Linked DNA regions of Homo sapiens: region 1 is linked to region 2. Evidence: read pairs that join two places in POLR2A ChIA-PET (ENCODE). Cell type or tissue: A673. All regions are shown on one strand.

Region 1 (8,000 bases), 170 kb before region 2:
GGATAAGCTTGAAACTGGTTGGACTACACTGATTGTCCAGCATGGGCCATTGCATAACCATGGCCTTGGGACATAGGGTAGGCACTGCCTAAAACTGTATGAATGGACCATGAATGTGGGAAGAGTGGTCCACCAAAGGAAGTCACAGGGAGATGCTGATAGTGCTGGAATGGATAGGTACAAACAGCAGAGGTCCAGTACAATAACAGAAGATGTTTCTTTCCCTGAATACATTCTCTAGTAGATGTAATTGTTTTTCTGCCAGAAATAGCCTTTTGATTTGGAGGCTAAAGAGCTCTAGACTGGGTATTAACAACCCTGTCTTTGAGGATTTGCTCTGTTTCTGACAGTTGTGGGGACTTGGCCAACTTTCACTCACTGTCTCTAGTTTCCAAATCTAGCAACTTGACTTTTAGTTTTCTTACTTTTCCTTTATGTAGCAAATGAATTAATGTAGGAGAAAATATTTTAAAATTTTAATTAATATGTGAATGTAATATTAATGTTTCTTTTAATTATAAATATATGTATCAGTATAAAAGTAAGACAAGTGTAATATAATTGATAATATAATTATCAAATAAATGAAAAAGAAGAAGAAAAGTATCACTTCTTAACACCTCTCTTCCATGGCAAAATGTTAACTTTTTTTTTTCTTTATGGGATATTTTTCTTTTTTTCTTAATTATAATCTTGTGGCATGATTAGAGACCCAGATCTTTGAAAAAGAATAAATAAGTTTTTACTACTTTTTAAAATTTAACATTTCATCATAAGTACCTACCACAATGATACCTACAATGATTCCTACCGTCATTTCAATGGCTGCATAATATCCTGTCAATCATAAGTCATTTTACTACCCTATTATTGAACATTTAGCTTGTTGCTAGTTATTTTTTTTACTGTTATTCAGTTTCTATATTACTTTTTGCTCTTAGAATAGATTTAACCAACTACAAGGATTTACAGGTCATAACCCCATGTCTTTCTATTTGGTATGTTTTAAGTGTAAATACCCCATGAAAGTCTTAGAGTGCAGCAGTGATGACCAAATTTGATCACAGCTAGGGCCCAGTGTTCCCTGAGCCCTGAAGGGTGACCAGAAATGGACTCTGTCTTGAGGACCATCTCTAGTCTCAAGCCCATTATGAGCTCTTAAGTAATCCTGTGGGATTATGCCTGGTACATTAGTTGCATAGTGAATAAAAATAGGCCCTTATGAACAAAATAATGTCTTTTGCTGCAACTTGCATGGAACTGGAGGCCATTATTCTAACTGAAGTAACTCAACAATAGAAAACCAAATATCATATATTCTCACTTGTAAGTGGGAGCTAAGCTATGAGGATGCAAAGGCATAAGAATGATATAATGGACTTTGGGAACTCAGAAGGTAAGGTTGGGATGCGGGTGAGGGATAAAAGACTACTATGTATATATACATATTTTTAGACAGCATCTCACTCCACCCAGGCTGGAGTGCAGTGGTGCAATCTCAGCTCACTGAAACCTCTGCTTCCCAGGTTCAAGTGATTCTCCTGCCTCAGCCTCCTGAGTAGCTAGAGTTACAGGCACCCACCACCACACCCAGCTAATTTTTGTATTTTTAGTAGAGACAGGATTTCACCATGTTGACCAGGCTGGTCTTGAACTCCTGGCCTCAAGTGATCCACCCACCTTAATCTCCCAAAGTGCTGGGATTACAGGTGTGAGCCACCATGCTCAGCCAAAAACTACAATATTGAGTACAATGTACACTGCTTGGGTGATGGGTACACTGAACTCTCAGAAATCGCCACTAAAGAACTTATCCATGTAACCAAAAACCACTTGTACCCCAAAATCTATTGAAATAAAAAAACTGAGAAAAAATAAAATACAAATAAAAATTTAACTAATGTAAAAAAAAATAGGTCTTACAGCACTTGAACAAACAGAATCCCTTTCATGTTTATAAGCAGTGTTGGTGGTGAGTCTCAAGCCCGGAGGCTAGAATGCAGAGAGGGGCCAGAAAGATTTTCCCTCTTCTACCCACCCTACCCATCGTATTATCAGCCCCTCCATGAGTGGTGGTTCTTCATTCATTACTTGTGCATGAATGACATCCAATAAAATTTTCAGTAAGCTGGCTTGTAATAGTTGTAGTTATCTGTTCTGTAGAATGCCTGGCCCAGGCTTCTAATTATAGTGTACTGCCCTCTCAACTTTCCTAATTTATAATGTCAAGATGTGTTTAGTTTTAATAAATTAAGCTGTGGGGAGAAGACTTGAGATCAAAAGTTAACCGTTTAAGTGTTTTTAAAAGGTCATTTTTTTTCATATCATCACTATTAAACAAATGAGGAAGCCAGTAAAAAATTATTCCCTTGTACTTTATTACTTGTTGGAAGACACGATGGTTTCATAATTTAAAAAGTAAAAACTAAACATGAATATACACGCATAAGTAATTCCTCTCCTCCTGTCCTTGTTCAATTGAAAACCTCTAAAAAATGAATTTTCAAACATTTGAATGTTGCAGCTGTACTTGGAAGTGAGAGGGAATGAATGGGCGGGGGCTGGGGCAAGGGACTGATCCTAAGACCACCTTTGTCAATGGTGTTTTGACTTTGCCTCACAGACACCCCTATATCAGTGAGAGGCATTTCTCTCTCCCTCTTTCTCACCTCTCTCCCCCTTCTTTCTCTAACATTCTCTGTTATTCCCCTTTCCTCTACCTTTCTCCAGTAATGCTGTCTTAAAGTATTACTATTCCCTGAGCTGAGGGGGATCCATAGGAAGCAGGTACAAAAGAAGCATTTGGCCATTTTCCTCAGCAGTCTTGGAAAGGGGGCCCTTTACACACAGAGACATGGTGGAGCACCAAGACTTTAACCAGGCAGTCTTCAAAAATGCAGGAATCTGAAGCAAGTGCAGGGAGAGTCTCGGTCTGAGATGACATGGCCAGCCAGTAGCCAGACAGGCATAGAGAACCAGATCTCCTGACTCAGTCCTGAGATCCTTAACCATTCATGGGTCATGGATTACTCTGAAAATACCATGAAAGCCCTGGATTCTCTAACCTGGAAATGCACTCATGTGTATACACATGGTATTTCTCAAATAATTTTTGGGAAACCAGGACTCCTGAAATCTGTTCATAAATTCCACCAGGGTCAGAACCTTTGTTCTCTACTGTATCCTCTGATTCCTGAAATGCCCTATCTTGATTGATTCCTCATGACTGACAGGCCAATAGAGGGGAGATATTTGGGGACAAACAGGACTTTCCCAGCACACCTCAAATCATACCACCTTGACAGCCATCTGTGTAGACCTATGACTGGACTCTCAGGGACAGGAGAAAGAGATGACTTTCAAAATGTTTAGTTTGTGATTTATTTATTGAAAAGGGAGCTTAAAAGCTCAGAGGATAGAATAGCTTTGTTTAGTCCACGTTGAAACATGGCAAGAAGCTGAGGATCTTCTCAACATGTAATGTATCAGAGGGTCCACCCTTTATATTAGCAAATATGGCAGTGCATCAGCATTTATGCTGGGTGAACTTGGTTGGCTAATTTTCTGAAACCTGGCATTTCCTGCTCCTCTCGCTGTTTTCCTCCCTAGAGAGTAGTTACTTTGTGTATTTATAGTGGATGCCAGCCACAAATCTTTGGTGGAAGCCCAATAGTTTACATTCCACTATATCCTGTTGCACACCAGTTGAATAATTCAGACCAATATTGATTTTTGCAAAAGTTCTTAATGGTCTGGCATGTTGCTGTCAGGAAGGGAGATTTTTCTCCCCAAACTTCAGTTGTCTTGCCTCTGTAACAACAAGCAGCAATCAACATTTGGTGTCCCCAGGGGTCATCAAGTTTTTCTATCCACTGGTCCTAATTCCTAACGTATGAGTTTTAGAATGTGAACTCTGAGAACATAAAGCAATATAAGGTGTGACATTTAAGGTGCAGGTAGCACTTAGGAAAGCGTTTACAAAAGTAAGACTCTTCAAATCTCCTTTCCCAGTAAGAAGTGCTGGCCAACAATGTATTACTATTTAGTCCTCTTTCTTTTAAGTAAATGTTTTTAATATGAATGAACACAGTTAGTAAACAGAGGTTTCCATATTTATTAATTACAGCAGTAAGATTTTGTAAGCATCTCCAGCAAATGCGGTCGTTGTTCCGTGCATATTCCCTCAGATCCCTTTACCATGCCCATGCCTACTCCTAGCAGCCAGCACCTGTGTCTCTTTGGGCAGCCTCTCTGTCCCCACATTTTCCTACCTGCAAGAAGAACCAGAAGTTCCTGGGCATTGACGTATTTATGGGGGCAGCTCTCTAATAGTGACTGACTAGAGGAGGGCCAGTAAATTCCCCAGCTTCTATAGGTCAGCAGAAGTTGATCTCAAGTTACCCTCAGTGGGACTTTGCTTAATAGGACACCTTTGCTGGGGCTCTTCCCTTGATGATTCTCACTTCCCTACTCACTCACTGGTTTCTTTTTCACATCATCACTATTAAACAAATGAGGAAGCTGGTAAAAATTATTCCCTGCCTCATAAATCATTTTCACACAAACCCTCATTTCATTATCTGCTTCTGAAGAACCCAATATAATTGATGTCCTTGTAAAATTATAAAGTTGATACATATGCATTTTAGAAAGTAAATAGAAACTATAAAAAAGTAAAAGAAAAAAATACTCTAGATCCTACCACTCAGAAGTAATTACTGTAAGCACATTTGTGTGTATCTTTTTTTTCCATGTGTATGTAGTCTTCTAAATTTTCAATACTCAGATAACAGTTTCTTTTGGTTATATTTTTCTCCAAGTCTAAAGAATTTTTCTTGACATCCTCCCAAACAATAGTTTTCAACTGTGTAGTGCCAAGGGACCTATTTGTGGTGGAGAAAGAAAGAGATGGTGTTGAAAAATAAACGTGTAACCCACCCCCTTGTGCAGCCACATGGAGTGAGGAACCTTTATTATGGGGGTGTGTCTGGCATGGAAATATTATCAGACAAGTGAGTCACACATGGGAAAATGTTAATGTCTCACTACAGAGTATTTCACTCATTCAGGAAATGTACCATAATTTATCCAGTCATTCAGCTCCTTGTTAGTTTGGATTTAGGTTGTTTCTATGACTTTTTAAAGAAATTATATAGAAAATATTCCAGTCTGGGTGCAGTGGCTCATGCCTGTAATCTCAGCATTTTGGGAAGCCAAGGCGGGCAGATCACTTCAGGTCAGGAGTTCCTGACCAGCCTGGCCAACATGGTGAAACCCCATCTCTGCTAAAAACACAAAAATTAGCCGGGCATGGTGGCGAGCGCCTGTAATCCCAGTTACTTGGGAGGCTGAGGCAGGAGAGCCATTTGCATCTGGGAGGCAGACGTTACAGTGAGCTGAGATCGCACCACTGCACTCCAGCCTGGGCGACAGAGCGGGACTCTGTCTCAAGGAAAAAAAAAAAAAAAGAAAAAAAATATTATTTAAGGTAGTTTAACTCTTTTGCCTGAATTATCATTCCTGATTAACGGCACCAGCCTTTACCAGATGTCCCCAGACTTAAACTTCATAGTCCATTTCTTACTCTCTTTGCTTCTCATGAAGTGCGACACCACATCATGTGTAGCTTGTCATTGGCATGGCCTTTGAACTCATCCTCTCTACTCCATCTTCACTGCCAAGGTGTGAGCAAGGGTCCTTGTGAGCACTGGCCCAGATGATGGTAACAACCACCTGTATCTGCTTCTCCTCCTCTGCTCCAACTCCCATTCCACCACTAGTTAGTTTTCCAGAAGGGTCAGTAAAGTCCCCCACCACCCCCAACCTACTGTCAGCTTCACCTTCCACCTCTCATCCGGTGTGATAGACTCGCCCCTGAACATACCGTGTGTTTTCCTACCCCTTTGCTTTTGCTCCCATAATTTCCTGTCCCAGAAAGGGCTCTCTCAATTCCCATACCTACCATTCACCTGTCTAAATCCTATTTTCCTTTCAGAAATCAGCTCTGATGCCACAGTTCCTGTTACAGTTATAATAATTAAGATGCCCTGGCTGCCGGTAACAAAAACTCGGCTCAAGCTGCCGTATGTTCAGAGAAGTCTAGACATAGGTTGAGCTTGTGCTGCAATTTGGTGAAGGCTCAGGCTCCATCTTTCTGTGTAGTTTTCTTGGCTTTTCTCTTTCCATGAGTTAACATCATTCTTAAGATGGCTTGTTTCAAGGTGGATAAATGGCTGTCATCAATCCAATCTACAAATCTACTTAACATATCACCCAAGAAATTTCTCACATGAGTTCCTGAGAAATGCAGAACTATCCTTTACAAAAGCTCCCAGGGAGCCTTCACTTCCCAGATACCTTCATGGACCTAAAATCAATTAAATACTCTTCCCTGAACCAATCTCTTGTAGCTGGGAAAAAAGCCATGTACTGATTGGTTTATCCCTGGGATATATTTCCCAATCACTTTGACAAAGGGGATAACATAACCTTAATTAGATAAGACAAATTAGGGCAGCTACCTGTGAAGAGGGAATCAGTAGTGACCAATCCTATGACTTTTATATATTCACATACAAGAGGTGAAATGGATGTTGTGTAGACAGCCACAGAGTTCTCCACACTCAAATGGGTTCCAGAGGGCATTAGAGATGGCACATCACATTAGGTAACATTTACAACTTCTTGTTTATGAGTCTTAGAGATGATCACCCTTGTCTGGCACCAAATAGGTCTTTCATAAATGTCTAACAAATGTACATGTTTTAATAAATTAAGGTAAAATAAATTGATTTAAAAGGTTTTTTTTCTTTAACTTTGATTTTCATAGTTTTAGTGTGGGGTCATCGTTTACTTTTTTACAAAATTTTCTTTGTTCGAGACAGAGTCTCACTCTCTCACCCAAGCTGGAGTGCAATGACGTGATCTCTACTCACTGCAACCTCCACCTCCAGGTTCAAGCAATTCTCGTGCCTCAGCCTCCCCAGTAGCTGGGATTACAGGTACCCGCCACTAAGTCAGGCTAGTTTTTGTATTTTTAGTAGAGATGGGGTTTCACCCTGCTGGCCAGGCTGGTCTCAAACTCCTGACCTCAAGTGATCCACCTGCCTGGATCTCCAAAATTGCTGGGATTACAGGCATGAGCCAGGAACATTTTTCCATATAGTGATTGTTATTATGTTGAATTATCCATGACTTCACGTAGTTTCTAGTTGCCATCACCAGAGGTATCTAATAATTGGCTGCACACGTATCTATTTTCTCTTATTATGTAGATGTTGGTCCTCAGGGCAAGATTTCTGACTTGGCCATACACCAACAACTTATGCATAAAGTTATAATGACTTTTCTAATGCCATAGTTAAGATTAGAGCAAATCTCAGTATGCTGTATTTGAAATACTTGTTTCAAAGATCTCAAAAGCAAGATCCTGTAGAGAAGAGGTTGGGCTCCACTGGGCAAAAAGCCCCCTTTCATGCTAATATGCCAAATGAATAGACAGTCTGCTGATGCTCTCGACAATTTATCCTGCTCTTCGGGGATTGTGTAGTGAACATCTCCAGTTAAATTAGAGCTATTGTTGTAGCTCTTTTTTTTCCCCCTCTGAAAATACAATTCTTTTCTGAAAATACATTTATGATTCAGAACTTCCTGGCTTCTCAGTACAATCATCATAATGAGGTTGGCCTCCACATGTATATGTAAATCCTAAATACCATTTTTCTGTCTTTAAATTATGGTGACAAAAAAAGAAACTCATACATTTTGATCAGATCAAAGCTATTTCTTTTGGGTTGAAGAATTTTAATTGGGATCACAGCCAAATTGAAGGCTTTTTGCCATTGCCTTTTCTGACATTTCAAAAGAATACTACCTATCTTTAAATACAATTAAAGGCAGTTATCAACAATCCGTGAGAAACACAAAGTTTGATAATTGTTATGCATACTTGGAAAAATTTCCCTTGGATTCCTACCTGAAATTTGGATCTCTAGAGCAAA
Region 2 (8,000 bases):
CTTCTCCTGCTACTGGATTGGGAAGTAGGGGGCCTGGGCTTTCATGCCAGTGTTGCCACTTACTGCATTTGTGCCAACTTTAAGGAGACTTCCTAGACCTCAGAATTCTCATCTGTAAAATACTGGAACTTCATTAAATTCTGTGTAGAGTTCCATCTGATGCTGCCCAATCTAGTGCCTGGGCCTTCCAACTGAAATATAAGAGGGAATGTTTTTGGCTCAAAAAAAAATATCTAGATAAATGACTCACTGCTCTGGTTCACTGATCATACATACATCATTGTCATCTCCTTTGATTATGGAAAGAATGAAAAAAAATTATCTTCTTAAGTTACATTCCAGGAAAGAGCCAGCAGACCTAAGTATATTTAAAGTATATATTTTTATTCCTATTAAAATAACTTGCAGTGGAAGTCACTGACTCTGGAGGAATTATACCTCGTTAGACTTTAACGTTTCCTAACAGCCCTGTGTTACTGATTTCATTAATTATTAACAAGCTAAGCTGTTATCTCTAAAATTTTGTGTAGAATTAGATACCCTGTAAATTCTCTCCTTCAGAAATGAGGTTATATGTCTGAAAATAAGCTCTTATAATTAAAACTTGTAATAAAGCCAAATGATGGAGTGCGGAAAAGTAGAACGAAAAAAATGTATTTTATATGTATACATACATACTCACACATGTATATACATGCAAACACTCACACCTATGCCCACATATTTGTTATAGAATGTACCATTACTCTGAGGATTGCAAAAGGATCTTTTTAATAAAACAAATAAGAACTTGCATCATTTTCTTCTTCCTGCAGGTAAAAGAGGCAAATGAAAACTTGCAAGAGGATGAAGACGATGCAGTTGCAGATTCTGTATTTCAGAGCCACATCATAGGTAAAAATTCACATATTCATATGTCTTTTATGGAGACTTATTCTAAATGTATCCTTCTTCCAGATATGGTACATTCCTAGAGACCATGTCCCTCTATCAAGACTGAGTGTTAACTATTCACACATGGTTGCCATTATCTCCTTAGACATTGGACGTTACCATAAAATAAGTGGGTCAAAGCAGCACCTATGAGGAAAACAGGTATTTCCAAAAGAATGCAAAGCAAACTGATGAGAAGTATTTGTCAATATGAAATGAAAGTGATACTGAGTAATCCAGTTTCTATAATTATCTCAAGAACACCTAGTGGTTAGAAGTGTAGGTGGTGGCTTTCTTAAATGAAATATTTTATAAATTGAATGTTTTACACGTAGTAGCAAATATAGAATAAGAAAATACGGTTTGCCAAAACTCTCAACTCTCTTTTTACATCATTTCTGTTAAAACTCAGAATATAGATAGTCCTGTCTCTGAAATAAGTTCAGCTTGTCAGCCACGTCTTAAAATTGTACATAACCTTGAAGGAACTCAAGTTCCCAGCACGCAGGAACTTTGCTGACCTCTTTACAGCAGCTTGGAGGTAACCAGTGATGGAGAACTTGCCTGTGACTGCATTCCTTGTCAAGAGATAGAAGAAGTGGCACCTTTAGCTCCTCCAGGCCACCCTGGACACTTGAAGAAGTGGTTGTTCCTCAGGCTCTAAATATAGCCATGAATGTGAGTGTGCTGACTATTTAGCTCGACACAAGACACTGAGGCATCATGGAATCACTTCCGCAAGTCACATTTGGGTGTAGGAGACAGTACTGAATACCATGCTCCAGTATATGACGGCCCCACAGATCCCCAGTGTCCAGTATAATCAGTATCCATTTCTCCTCTCCTTTCACTGGGAGCATCTTTAGCTGCCTACTCTCAGTCTCCCACTATTCGGCGCCATGTTGGCACACTTTGTGGCTGATTTTCTAGCATACTCAGCGGTCTTGTGCAAATGATAATTTATAGTTTGTCTGAGAGAGTTGTTTTACCCCCGTGGCTTAATGAGACTGGCATGCCATTATTATTCTTTTCATTCGTAATTGGGAACACAAAAGTCTTAACAAACAGCTGAAAGAGTGTAGTCTGAATAAGATTATTATTCCAAAAGGACATCCTTTATTATAGTTGTCAATGTAAAATGCTTAAATTGGTATCAGTTCTGCCTAGTTAGCTAATATTCGAGTTAAATATTGTTTAACAGCCTTCAAACATGACATTGTGCAAAGCCCTGCTGAGTCATCATTTTTCTATAACGAGGTGTTCTTGGGCCTGTGAAATAATATATATAAAGTTACAAGCTGAATTTTTCCTAAGAGAACTACAGGAATCTCTTCAAATATTTTTTAGTAGGTAGCAATTCTTTGTATCTGTGCTGCTTGATGCCATAACCACCAGCCACATGTTGGCTGTTTCAATTTAAATTAATGAAGCAAGATAAAATTAAAAATTTACTTCCTCAATAACAGTAGCCACATTTTGAATTTTCAGTGGCCCTGTCTTCTGTACAGTCATGGGTTGCTTGGTGACAGGAATATGTCCTGAGAAATGTGTCATTCGGCAATTTCAAGGTTGTGCAAGTATCAAAGAGTGTACTTACACAAACCTAGATGGTATAGCCTACTACATACCTAGGCTATATGATATAGCCTGTTGGTCCTAGGCTACGAGCCTGTACAGCATGTTACTGTACTGAATATTGCAGGCAATTAAAACACAATGGTAAGTATTTGTCTATCTACCCAGAGCTAAACATAGAAAAGGTAAGGTTAAAAAAAATACGAGTATCGGCCTGGTGCAGTGGCTCACACCTGTAATCCCAGCACTTTGGGAGGCCAAGGCAGGTGGATCACGAGGTCAGGAGATTGAGACCATTCTGGCTAACACGGTGAAACCCTGTCTCTACTAAAAATACAAAAAAAAAAAAAAAAAAAAAAAAATTAGCCGGGCGTGGTTGTGGGTGCCTGTAGTCCCAGCTACTCAGGAGGCTGAGGCAGGAGAACGGTGTGAACCCGGGAGGCAGAGATTGCAGTGAGCCGAGATCATGCCAATGCACTCTAGCCTGGGTGACAGAGCGAGACTCTGTCTCAAAAAAAAAAAACAATTAGCATCAAAGATAAACAACAATATACCTGTATAGGGCACTTATAGAACTGGAGGTTGCTCTGGGTGGGTTAGTTAGTGAGTGGTGAGTGAATGGAGGGCCCAGGACATCACCTTACACTACTGTAGAATTCATAAACACTGTACACTTAGGCTACACTAAATTTATTGGAAAAAATTTCTTCAATAATAAATTAACTTCAGCTTACTGTCACTTTTTTACTTTATAAACTTTTCAATTAATTTTTAACGTTTTGACTTTGTGATAATACTTAGCTTAAAACAAACACATTGTAGAGCTGCACAAAAATATAATTTTTATATCCTTATTCTGTAAGATTTTTCTATTAAAAATTTTTTTTCCCATTTTAAATTTTTTGTTAAAAACGAAGACACAAACACACATATTAGCTAGGCCTCCGCAGGGTCAGAATCATCAATATCACTGTCTTCCACTTCCACATCTTCTCCCACTGGAAGATCTTCAGAAGCAATAACACACCTAGGACTGTCATTTCCTGTGATAACAGTGTCTTCTTCTGGATACCTCCTGAAGAATTTCCCTGAGGCTGTTAACTTTTTTTATTAAATGGAAGGGGTACAGTCTAAAATAACAGTAAAAAGTATAGTATAGTAGTACATACATAAACTAGTAATAGTCACTTATTATCATTATCAAATATTCTGTACTATACATCATTATATGTGCTAGATTTTTCTCTGACTGGAAGCACATAGCTTTTTATACACCAGCATCACCACAACACATGAGTAGTGGGTTACACTATGACATTACAATGGTTTAACTACGACGTCACTAGGCAATAGGAATTTTTCAGCTTCATTATAATCTTAAGGGATCACCATTGTGTATGCAGTTCGTCATTGGCCAACACTTCATTTTGTTGTACATGACTGTATGTTCTATATCGTAAATAGATCACATATATTCCTTCATCACACAAACATATGTGTTCTTTATGAATGTTTCCCTCATCAGTGTTCTGTTGGATGGTGCTGCATTAGATTACTCCAATGGAAGTACATTTGAACCATGTTTTTGATAGATAATTGACTTGGTGTTCAGATCATTGCAGATGTATCTCTTCAAAGTGGTGGAGAACCATATGAATAAGCTACTGCTGGCCACAAGTAAATGACAACAAAAAAGCCTGACAATCCATTACATAAATAATAAAGTTATTATGTTATAATATTATATATAGTATATATACCATATATTATATATATACTATATTATTATATATGTTATAATATATACAATTTATAATATATAATATATACAATATATAATATATGTTGTATTCATATTAATTATTAATAAAATCATCTTATAGAATTAAAAGACTGGAGGAAGGCAAACATGAAAGAGATGTGTAGCAGATCAACAATGTCATCAAAAGCCCTTTATATACAGGTACCTTTTTCGGCCACATATTTGTATTGTAACAAGAACTCAGGCAAAGTTTTATCCATAGTTAAGAAGAACTCTTGGGATCTATAAGTTTGGGGCACTCAATACTGGTTTGAGCAAATTTGGGTTGGAGAAGAAAGGACAGGATCAAGCCTACTTCAGTAAACTGCACAAGAATCATTGCCAGGGGCAAAAAGGTTGTTTTGTGGTAGAACCCTACTTTTGAAAAGTAGCCTGCATTAAGGCTAAGAATTGAGACAAAGCTATGTTAAGCCAAATAGAGGAGCCAATATTGGCTCATTGTATCTATTTACTTGGCCGTGATTACCATGCTAGCTTTTTGTCCTCATGCTTGTGGCCTCTGGTTGCAAATTGACTCCCAGCACTCTAGTCATTTACCTTTAAGACAAAAGTATAAGGAAGGCTAAAAACATCACTAGAGTTCCCCCATAGACTACATCTTATGCAACATTGATGAGAAATGAATCATACAGCCAATCCTAGCTGCAAAGGATGCTGGGAAAGTTAGCATGTTGCTTTCCAGCCTCCATTGCATGAAGTAGCTGGGAAAAGAGGACTGAGCATGTCTCCCAGGCTAGCCAGTCAATAGGTTCTCCACAGACCTTCTAAAAAGTCCCTCCATTTTAAGACTGAATGAGACTCAACAAAGTCAAATGGTTGTTTATCTTAATTCCACAAGAATGGCTGAGAATATATATATTTTCACCCTGATAATACCACTGTTCTTCATGTTGTCTAACCTAAGTGTTGTCACATATTCTTGCAATATTTTATAACCATAATATGTTTCCAATAACAGCAACTGTGCAAATCTAAATGTATTGTTCTTTTAACCAATATTAACTAATGTCTTTGACAGAGAACAATCAAGAAAGTTGTGAATCTGAATGTTTGCATTTCTGTGGTTAAGGGTAATCATGTTAGTTTAATCAAAATGTTATGAGTTGATTACAAGAGAAGACATTGTTAACTTGGCCCGGCGTAGTGGCTGATCTCTGTAATCCCAGCACTTTGGGAGGCTGAGGCAGCAGAATTGCTTGAACCCAGGAGTTCAAGACCAGCCTGAGCAACATAGTGAGATCCCATCTCCACTAAAAATTTTTAAAAAATTAGTCAGGCATGGTGGCATGTGTCTATAGTCCCAGCTACTCGGGATGCTGAAGCAGTAGAATTGCTTGAGCTTAGGAGGTCCAGGGTGCAGTAAGCCATGATCACACCACTGCACTCCAGCCCAGGCGACAGAGCAAGACCCTGCCTCATAAAAAAAAAAAAAAAAAAAAAGGGCCAGGTGTGGTGGCTCACACCTGTAATCCCAGCACTTTGGGAGGTTGAGGCAGGCAGATCACGAGGTCAGGAGATCCAGACCATCCTGGCTAACACAGTGAAACCCCGTCTCTACTAAAAATACAAAAAATTAGCCGGGCGTGGTGGCGGGCGCCTGTAGTCCCAGCTACTCGGGAGGCTGAGGCAGGAGAATGGCGTGAACCTGGGAGGCGGAGCTTGTGGTGAGCCGAGATCGCGCCACTGCACTCCAGCCTGGGTGACAGAGCGAGACTCCGTCTCAAAAAAAAAAAAAAAAAAAAGATATTATTAACTAAACCTGCTCTATATTGAAATTGAAGATTCATGCTTAAGTAAAATAAAGCAACTGCATTTTTTTCTTTAAAATTGCCCCCATAAATGTCAGACTAAACAAAGCAAATGGCTAGCCTAGCTTAATAGAAGTATTAACACCAACGATCACAAATGCTGTATTTCTAATTATTCTTTCCTGCTATCTAACTATAATGCATTTACCCTATGTATTGTACTAATTGTCTACTAGAGTTAACAATTAGTAGGAATTCAAATACCATTCATTGTCTTGTACTGGAAACATCAGCCAGTGATAATAAAAATTAATTCCCTACAAGGAAACAGGGGATTTGTAAAATCTTATAAAGAGGAGAAAATGTCCTTCGAGGAATTTGGGGAAGAATATTATTGAAGCAGAACCCAATAGGATTCACACAAAAAATTGAATCCTATTAGGATTGTGTGGTAGGTGTTCATGAAGTGAAAGATACATGTTATTTACCACCAACTTAAAAGAGTTGAAAACAACGATCTTCCCAGTAGTCTAAAGGGCATAGGCCACAGTGCCCCCTGGTTCAATGAGAGCTAATTACCCTCCCCCATTGTCTGGGTGTACTCCTAGTCTCTTCTGCAGGAGCCAGAAGTGTTCCTACTGCCAGACTGTAGCATGACAGAGGACATGGTCTAACCCTGATGCTCTAACTTTCCTTGGATAGCTCTGAGAAGTTGTCTGTGAGGTGCTCTTCTCCCTACTTGAGAAACTGATACTGCCTCCAAAGCATCCTGCCACCCCAATCTATTGTCCTTCCTCCATTCTTCCCCGGAGGGGGCTCTCCTGTCTGCAGCTAATGTATCATGCAGAGGGACAATAGGTGCTCAGTAAATACCTTTGAGTAACTTAACACCATAAACCAGTATATTTCCATTTTTCCAGGGTGTTTCATTTCTTTATTCCTTATCCTCTCCTAGACTTTAGCTAGCTAATGTGGTAAACCAACTCACATCTGTGTAGTTACGGATTATACAGGTACCTTTTTCGGCCACATATTTGTATTGTAACAAGAACTCAGGCAAAGTTTTATTCATAGTTAAGAAAAACTCAGGCCAGGCGCGGTGGCTCACGCCTGTAATCCCAGCACTAGGAGGCCAAGGCGGGTGGATAACCTAAGGTCAGGAGTTCGAGACCAGCCTGACCAACAGGGAGAAACCCCATCTCTACTAAAAATACAAAATTAGCCAGGCGTGGTGGTGCATGCCTGTAATTCCAGGTACTCTGGAAGCTGAGGCAGGAGAGTCGCTTGAATCTGGGAGGCGGAGGTTGCGGTGAGCCGAGATTGCACCATTGCACTCCAGCCTGGGCAACAAGAGCAAAGCTCTGTCTCAAAAAAGAAAAAAAAAGAAAAAAAGAAGAATAAGAACTCTTGGGATCTATAAGTTTGGGACACTTGGTACTGGTTTGAGCAAATTTGGGTTGCGGAAGAAAAGACAGGATCAAGCCTACTTCAGTGAACTGCACAAGAATCATTGCCGGGGAAAAAAGAGTTGTTTTGTGGTAGAACCCTACTTTTGAAAAGTAGCCTGCATTAAGGCTAGGAATTGAGACAAAGCTATGTTAAGCCAAACAGAGGAGGTTTGGAGCATCATGTATAATGGCCATTCTGGTAACACAGACGTTGTTCTTATAAGCGTTTATCATCCAACCATAAAGTATCTAATCCACAGTGGTAATGTGCCCATCTGCAGTTAGGTAGAGACAGAAAGAATAAAATAGTCATATGATGTACAGTTGTTATTATCAAGGAATCTCTACACCACAGTCAAATGAAAGTCAGCAAATAGAGCAGCTTCTTCACCCAGCAGAGGAGAGAATGCCTGGCCCAATGCCAGAATGTTGATGGCTGTGGTTGTTTCTTTGGTCAGGAAAGAGGGGAAGATC

The links. ChIA-PET counts read pairs that join two places held together with the same protein. Peaks named below come from ENCODE experiments on the same cell type or tissue, not always from the same donor. Only the 100,000 strongest peaks of a DNase experiment are listed, where the experiment ranks them.
Region 1: POLR2A ChIA-PET joins it to region 2 with 8 read pairs; 2 of 35 experiments call an interaction of 5 or more read pairs at or near these places.

The regions. Positions count from the first base shown.
Region 1 is chr2:132,933,449-132,941,448 of GRCh38, reverse strand. All of the region lies in intron 8 of NCKAP5 (NCK associated protein 5), which reads left to right. Among named protein-coding and RNA genes, the nearest start is that of NCKAP5-AS1, 22 kb to the right of the region's middle. In A673, no CTCF peak of the experiment used is centred here; DNase peaks (open chromatin) are centred at 3,608 and 4,978; H3K27ac peaks cover 485 bases.
Region 2 is chr2:132,766,710-132,774,709 of GRCh38, reverse strand. NCKAP5 (NCK associated protein 5) reads left to right here. Exons shown (of 20, transcript NM_207363.3): 16 at 816-894. Among named protein-coding and RNA genes, the nearest start is that of LYPD1, 100 kb to the right of the region's middle. In A673, no CTCF peak of the experiment used is centred here; no DNase peak of the experiment used is centred here.